Regions from separate parts of the Homo sapiens genome. Here region 2 is linked to region 1. A link is a contact called in ENCODE Hi-C or POLR2A ChIA-PET data. All regions are on one chromosome and are shown on one strand. The core of a region is the stretch at or near the end of the contact, and the rest is flanking DNA. Distances in the headings are between cores, read along the strand shown. Region 1 has its middle 36 kb from the start of SEMA4B. Region 2 overlaps IQGAP1 (IQ motif containing GTPase activating protein 1).

Region 1 (3,913 bases), core at 128-2,627:
GCTGAGGCGGGAGGATCTCTTGATCCCAGCAGTTTGAGAACAGCCTAGGCAACATGGTGAAACCCCAAAAATTAGCTGTGCGTGGTAGCATGAGCCTGTAGTCCCAGCTACTTGGTAGGCTGAGGTGGGAGAATCACCTGAGCCTGGGAGGTCGACGCTGCAGTGAGCCGAGATTGTGCCACTGTATTCCAGCCTGGGTGACAGAGTGAGCAAAATAATTTAAAAAATAAGAATAATTGACATGCACACAAATAGGAGCATAATATATACACTGCTATCCAATGTTCCTCTTATTCTTAAAACTGACCTTACGTTTTTGTTTTTGGTTTTTGGGTTTTTTTAGGGACTGGATCTCACTCTGTCACTCAGGCTGGAGTGCAGTGGTGTGATCATAGCTCACTGCAGCCTGGAACCCCTGGGCTCAATGATCCTCCTGCCTCGGCCTCCCAAAGTGTTAGGATTACAGGTGTGAGCCACCGTGCCCGGCCAAACTGACCCTTTCTATGTCAACTTACATAGCTCTACCTCGTTCTTTTAAATAGCTGCATGGTAATCTGTTCTCTGGATACACTACAATGTATTTTATACAAACACACACATTTTTTTAGAGACAGAGTCTTGCTAAGTTGCGCAGTCTGGAGTGCAGTGGCTATTCACAGAACCATCCTGCTACTGATCAGCACCAGAGTTCTGACCTGCTCTGTTTCGGACTTGGGCTGGTTCATCTCTCCTTAGACAACCTGGTGGTCCCCCAGCTCCCAGTAGGTCGCCATATTGATGCCCAACTTAGTGTGGACACACTATAAGCATAGAGCACTACAGCCCAGAACTTCTGGACTCAAGTGATCCTTCCACCTCAACCTCCTGAGTAGCTGATTACAAGGTGCCCACCACCACAATGTATCATAATGGATCACTATTGACAGACGTATAGGTTATTCACATATAGATTATTCACATCCGGTTATTCACAAAACAAATGCTCTAAATCACAGCTAGACTACAGCTGACTATTGCAAAATTTATGGGAGAGTGCTGATATTTATTTTCCCTCTTTTGTTTCATTCTGGCAGTTTACAGCCTGATCTTAGCACTCAGGTAGGGCTGTGCAAACTTCCTGTGGATGGATGACTAAGCCAGGCATGCTTGCACCCTTTCCAGGATATACGGATGAGGAGGCTGGTAAGTGCCTGCAGGGGTGCATGCGTGAAGGCTTGGGGGCGGGCCAGAAGAGCAGGGCCGGGAAGCACGTACACATTGCAGCTCTGGGCTGACTGACCCTGACTCATGAGTTCAGGCAGAGAAGTTAACGGCCTGGAAACTCCAGAGCGCTGAACGAGGTCTGACTCACTGACAATTATCCAGAAACGAGTAATATCACTTCTCGGTTTTCCTCCAGAGCCACCACACAATCTTTGGGAAGGGCCTGTGACATGAATCATTAAGATCCTGAGAAAGATGAGAGTTGTTCAAAGAGACTGCCAAGAGGTTTATAATTTCTGTGTCATTCATTGGAAGATGTCTACTTAGTCCTCATTACCTTCATATTTTGAATGCCCCCCAAGTAAAGGGTCCATTCATGGGTGACACAGATTCCACCTGCATCCCTAGAGGGATCTGACTGAAAACATGAGACACATGTATCAGGACTTCTTCCCATTCTTTTATTTCTATTCAGTGGTCTTCCTTCCTTCCTATTTCATAAGATAGGGTCTCACTGTGTTGCCCAGGCTGGAGTGTGGTGGCTATTCACATACATAATCATGGCTTACTGCAGCCTCCAGTCCCTGGCCTCAAGTGATCCTCCTGCCACAGCCTCCTGTGTTGCTGGGACTACAGGCCCATGTCACCATGCTTGGCCTATTCAGTAGCTTTTTTCAATTCTTTTTCAGAATGAAAATGGCTTTATTGGCTGGGTGCAGCGGCTTATGCCTGTAATCCAAGCATTTTGGGAGGGTGAGGCAGGTGGATTACCTGAGGTCACGAGTTCAAGACTAGCCTGATCAACATGGTGAAACCCCATTTCCACCAAAAATACAAAAAAATTAGCTGGGCTTGGTGGTGCACACCTGTAATCGCAGCTACTCGGGAGGCTGAGGCAGGAGAATCACTTGCACCCAGGAGGCAGAGGTTGCAGTGACCTGAGATCACGCCATTGCACTCTAGCCTGGGCAACGAGAGTAAAACTCCATCTCAAAAAAAAAAAAAAAAAAAAAAGCCTGATTATAAAGGAAATACTTGCCCATTATAAAATAAAACTTCAGACAAGTATATAGAAGGGAGTGAAATCACCCATAAGGTGATTCCCAGAGATGCTGCTATTAGCATTCTGGAGCACATCCTTCCAGACTTTCTGTATGTGTGTCTGCATACAACGGAGACACATATTTGCAAAGTTACCAATAAGTATAGATTTCTGCCCTCATTTGGAGGAGCTGCCCCATATTCCATCACAAGGGTGCCTCTCGTCTCCTCCCTCTCCTGCTGCAGATCTAACAGAAGGCCATGGCAAGGACTTAAAAAGCTTTCTTTTCTTTTTCTTTTTTTTTGAGACAGGGTCTGTCTCTGTTGCCCAGGCTGGAGTGCAGTGATGTTATTTTGGCTCACTGCAGCCTCAACTTCCCAGGCTCAAATCATCCTCCCACCTCAGCCTCCCGAGTAGCTGGGACTACAGCGACATACCACCATACTGCTGATCTTTGTTTGTTTTTTTTTTTGAGACAGAGTCTTGCTCTGTTGCCCAGGCTGAAGTGCAATGGCATGATCTCGGCTCACTGCAACCTTCACCTCCCAGGTTCAAGAGATTCTCCTGCCTCAGCCTCCTGAGTAGCTGGGATCACAGGTGTGTGCCACCATGCCTGGCTAATTTTTGTATTTTTGGTAGAGATGGGGTTTTGCCATGTTGCCTAGGCTGGTTCAAACTCCTGGGCTCAAGCCATCCTCCCACTTTGGCCTCTCAAAGTGCTGAGATTACAAACATGAGCCAACATGGCTGGCCTCCCGGCCGATAAGCTTTTTTTTTTTTTTTTTAAATTGAGATGGAGTCTTACTCTGTCACCCAGGCTGGAGTGCAATGACGTGATCTTGGCTCACTGCAGCCTCCACCTCCTGGGTTCAAGTGATTCTCCTGCCTCAGCCTCCCGAGTAACTGGGATTACAGGCATGTGCTACCACACCTGGCTAAGTTTTGTATTTTTAGTAGAGATGGGGTTTCACCATGTTGGCCAGGGTTGTCTTGAACTCCTGACCTCAGGTGATCCACCTGCCTCGGCCTCCCAAAGTGCTGGGATTATAGGCGTGAGCCACTGCGCCCGGCCCAGATAAGCTTGTAATGAGCCTAATAAAGGCATCTAAAGATGGCATTTTGGTTTTAACAATTTAGCCGTGAAGAACTCCATCTTCCATGCAACTGGAAGGGAATTTACATGCATATGGTCATGGGGGGAGGAACACTGTGCTTAGAGTCAGACCAGCTGAGTTCTAGAATTCCCTTTGCCATTTTCCTATGTGGGCAAGTCCCTTCACCTCTCTGAACCTCATCTGCAGTTGAATATATGTGAAACCGGCTGTTAAGTACTATGTGCTATGTACTCTGTAGAGGCATTACTGGGATTCTGTGGCAGAATAGGGCAGAGACTTTGACTTCTCAGTCCAGGAAGAAGGCAAGAATTTTAGTTTCCCTGGAAGAGACCTAAAGGTAAGTCTCATCACATATATCCAAGAGCCCTAGAAAAATTTAGAGCTCAAAAGCATTTCAGAGATCAGAATAGTACCCCCTCATTGCAGTAATTCTCAACATGTGTACATGGATAACATGACCTAATGGAGAAATGCGATCGATATGTGGATCTTCGGCATTCTATGTCTGGCTGGAGCTTCCTGAGACTAATAGTTCTCTTCCTGGTTCTGCACC
Region 2 (3,523 bases), core at 151-2,650, 310 kb before region 1:
CAGGGAGCGTGGCTCTTCCAGCACCTCGACTTCATGATAATGGTTTCAAATTTCTGGCCTCCACAATTGTGAGACCATGACTTTCGGTTGTTTTAAGCCACCCAATTTGAGGTGATTTGTTATGGCAGCCTTAGAAAATACAAGTAGAGGCCGGGTGTGGTGGCTCACGCCTGTCATCCTAGCACTTTGGGAGGCCGAGGCGGGTGGATCACCTGAGGTCAGGAGTTTGAGACCAGCCTGGCCAACATGGAGAAACCCCATCTTTACTATAAATACAAAAATTAGCCAGGCGTGTGGCGCATGCCTGTAATCCCAGCTATTCGGGAGGCTGAGGCAGCAGAATCGCTTGAACCAGGGAGGCAGAGGTTGCAGTGAGCTGAGATTACACCATTGCACTCCAGCCTGACCAACAGAACGAGACTCTGTCTCAACCACAACAACAAAAAGAAAAATACAAGTAGATAGGGATACCCCTCTTCATTTGTCATAGCATGGCTAAATTAAAATTGGTAGACTATGAACACAAAAATTCTGCAAAAATCAACAGAAACATTCTATGAGAAATAAATAAATACATGGAACTTAACAATAAAGAATATTGTATATTTTATTATTTATATGAGTTTTAAAAGTAGTAACCAGCAAGGGAATCAATATGCTAAAAAACGTTGGTGATAGAACAGAACATTAACTTTGAGATTTTAGGAAAGAACATTCCCAAGAGGTGACAAGATTCCAGTTTGCTACGTGTATGGTGGCTGAAGTAAAAGAAGAAAGCTAAGGGACCTGTGATGCTTACCTGCAGGACAGATCCCCACCACACCACCATCCCTCACAGTCACTGGTATCTTAAAAAGAGTTCAAATCAATTTCCTTTTTTTTTTTTTTTTTTTTTAAGATATGGGGTCTACATTGCCCAGGCAGTGCTCAAACTCCTGGGCTCAAGCGATCTTCCTGTCTTGGCCTCCTGAGCAACTGGGACTACTGGTGCATGCCACCATGCCTGGCTCAATTTCCATTTTATGAAAGGCAAAATAAGACACCAGTTTCTTATAGGTACCCACAAGAAAACCAATCCTGAAATGTCCAGCGGGCTTTGGATCTGAAAATGACTGACTCATGGACCATCAGAGGAAATAACTGAGAAGCCCGGAGCCAGTGTACATGGGGCTATCGGCAAGGAATGCCCTGGGTTGCAGGCAAAACTTCCCAGACAAGTATTGCACTTGGCTGACCACATTCCTGGATGTGGGCCTCAGGTATGCAGGCAAAAAAATTAAAAAGACTTTTGCAATGATCTGAGTCCTGATAACAGACCTACATGGTACTGAGAACCAATCAGATGCCAAATGATTCCTAATAAGGAAACGCCCCTTCTTTCTTTTTTTGTCAACCAGGATGGAGTGCAGTGGCGCCATCAAGGCACACTGCAGCCTCAACCTCCCATGCTCAACCTATCCTCCTGCCTCAGCCTCTGGAATAGCTGGAACTACAGGTGTGCACAACCACACCCAGCTAATTTTTTTTTTTTTTTTTTTTAAGTAGGGACAAGGTATCCCTATGTTACCCAGGCTGGTCTCAAACTCCTGAGCTCAAGCAATCCTCCCACCTCAGCCTCCCAAAGAGCTGGGATTACAGTCGTGAGCTACCATGGCTGGTGAGATAAGCCCTTTCAAGGAGTCAGCAGAATGTTCCGTTCTCCACCCAGCGTAAAACTCCCTGTTTGCCTGGCATCCGGGTACATGGAAAGTAGAATGAAGAATAGTGTTATTCAAAGTGTGGACCAGTGCCAGTCTACAAACTGATCAAAGACAAGATAAAGACAATGAGTCAGAATGTAAATCAATACATTACTTCCTTCATTAAGAAAATCTTGCTATGAAAAAAAAAGTATCAGTTAAACTAAACAGTGTGCACAGATGATTTTCCATTACTGGTGTGCAAACCACACTTTGAATAGCAATGGTGTGGACAGCTGCTACTCCACCTATGCCCAGAGAGCTTCATGCATGATCTAACTCTACTCCACAACAAGAAAAAACCACAACAGACCATGCTGCTCACACCTCCATCTCCCACCCCTCTGGGTCCTCACCCAAGACAAATAAAACCAGAAACGTTTTGGCATTCTGAACTCCCTTTTCCCAGCATTACCAATATTTGATTGGCACACTTTTGCTTTAGATAAATGAATGTTGGTGGTTACGCTATGGCCCTAGCTCAGCTATCTCCTGTAATACGTTAATTTAATTAGCCCAACTCACGATATTTCAGGGAAGCTCACTCCACACCGTTTTCTTTTTCCTTTAATGAAACACAGTGATCTCACCCAATCTATATGAACCTTCTCATTCAACTGTATCCCTAGTTATGCCAGGGTCCATTTAAGTCCTACACCCTCCAGCTTAGAGTGTTCAGACATAAACACTCTGCACCTAGCTCTTAGTAAGGCTGGGTTCATCTTAGCTTTAGGGCCTCAGCTAAATGAAATTTTATCTTCCGGGATAGGCTTTCCCTAACCACCTTATGTTAGCTCCCTCTTATAAAGTCTCCATTAAAGAACCGTACATAAAACTTCATAAAACTTTCTTCAATGTTTAATTATGCTTTTATTTTTATGTACCTGGTTGGTGTCTCTTCCACCCAATGAACTATGAAGAGAGGGCAGGAAGCATGTCTGTTTCACTCATTATTGCATTACTGTACACATCTCTAACACAATGCCTGGCACATAGTTAATACTCAATAAATATTTGCTAAATAAGTGAATTTATTACTAGGTCAACAACTTAGAAAGCACAGTTTTCTAAAGAAAAACTATTTGAGGCTGGGTGTGGTGGCTCACAGCTGTAATCACAGCACTTTGGGAGGCCGAGGCAGATGGATTGCCTGAGGTCAGGAGTTCGAGACCAGTCTGGCCAACATGGTGAAACCCAGTCTTACTAAAAATACAAAAATCAGACAGGTGTGGTAGCGTGCAACTGTAATCCCAGCTACTCGGGAGGCTGGGGCATGAGAATTGCTTAGACCTGGGAGGTGGAGGCTGCAGTGAGCTGAGATTATGCCACTGTACTCCAGCCTGGACGACAAGAGTGAAACTCTGTCTAAAAAAAGAAAAGAAAAGAAAAACTATTTGAACTAATATTAGTTTATAAATAAAGAGAGGGGAAAAAAGAGGGAAAGACTATAACAACATGAAAGAAAAGTGTCATTATGGTTAACATACCTTGCCTCTCCTGTCTGAGACTCCATCTGATTAACCCAAGATTTGTAAATATCCACAGGGTCAGTTTTGATGTTGAGAGATTTGTCATCCATAATTTCCTTCACGACTGGGGCCAAGATCTGTCTCAGGGCATTCTGGCCACGGGCACCACGGTTGAAACTTACAACCATTTTAATAACCGTAGGATTTCCTGTCACAATCTCTTGAATCTGATCTACCTTCGACCTATAAAACATCAGATAAAAATTTAAACTTGTCACAAAACCCATCAACTTAAAAGATCCTTCCTGCTTAAAG

What was found. A loop is a pair of places that touch in the nucleus more often than their neighbours do. ChIA-PET counts read pairs that join two places held with the same protein, here RNA polymerase II (POLR2A). Pooled maps may share reads with other maps.
Region 2: a map with no recorded cell type shows a loop between it and region 1 (4-fold over the local background). The contact joins two enhancer-like sites. A Hi-C loop is called at or near these places in 2 of 168 maps with a recorded cell type or tissue (K562 and naive thymus-derived CD4-positive, alpha-beta T cell), 1 of 37 single-sample maps with no recorded cell type and 8 of 50 pooled maps. POLR2A ChIA-PET finds 5 or more read pairs at or near these places in 2 of 52 experiments (T-cell and activated CD4-positive, alpha-beta T cell).

What each region holds. Positions count from the first base shown.
Region 1 is chr15:90,163,220-90,167,132 of GRCh38, reverse strand. It overlaps the pseudogene RN7SL346P. Among named protein-coding and RNA genes, the nearest start is that of SEMA4B, 36 kb to the left of the region's middle. RefSeq lists a silencer at 3,171-3,326. Within about 2 kb of position 1,377, at least 20 of the 41 ENCODE cell types and tissues checked have a DNase peak (open chromatin) inside an H3K27ac peak, as active enhancers do.
Region 2 is chr15:90,477,593-90,481,115 of GRCh38, reverse strand. It overlaps IQGAP1 (IQ motif containing GTPase activating protein 1), which reads right to left. Exons shown (of 38, transcript NM_003870.4): 26 at 3,227-3,451. Among named protein-coding and RNA genes, the nearest start is that of CRTC3, 51 kb to the left of the region's middle. Within about 2 kb of position 1,400, at least 8 of the 41 ENCODE cell types and tissues checked have a DNase peak (open chromatin) inside an H3K27ac peak, as active enhancers do.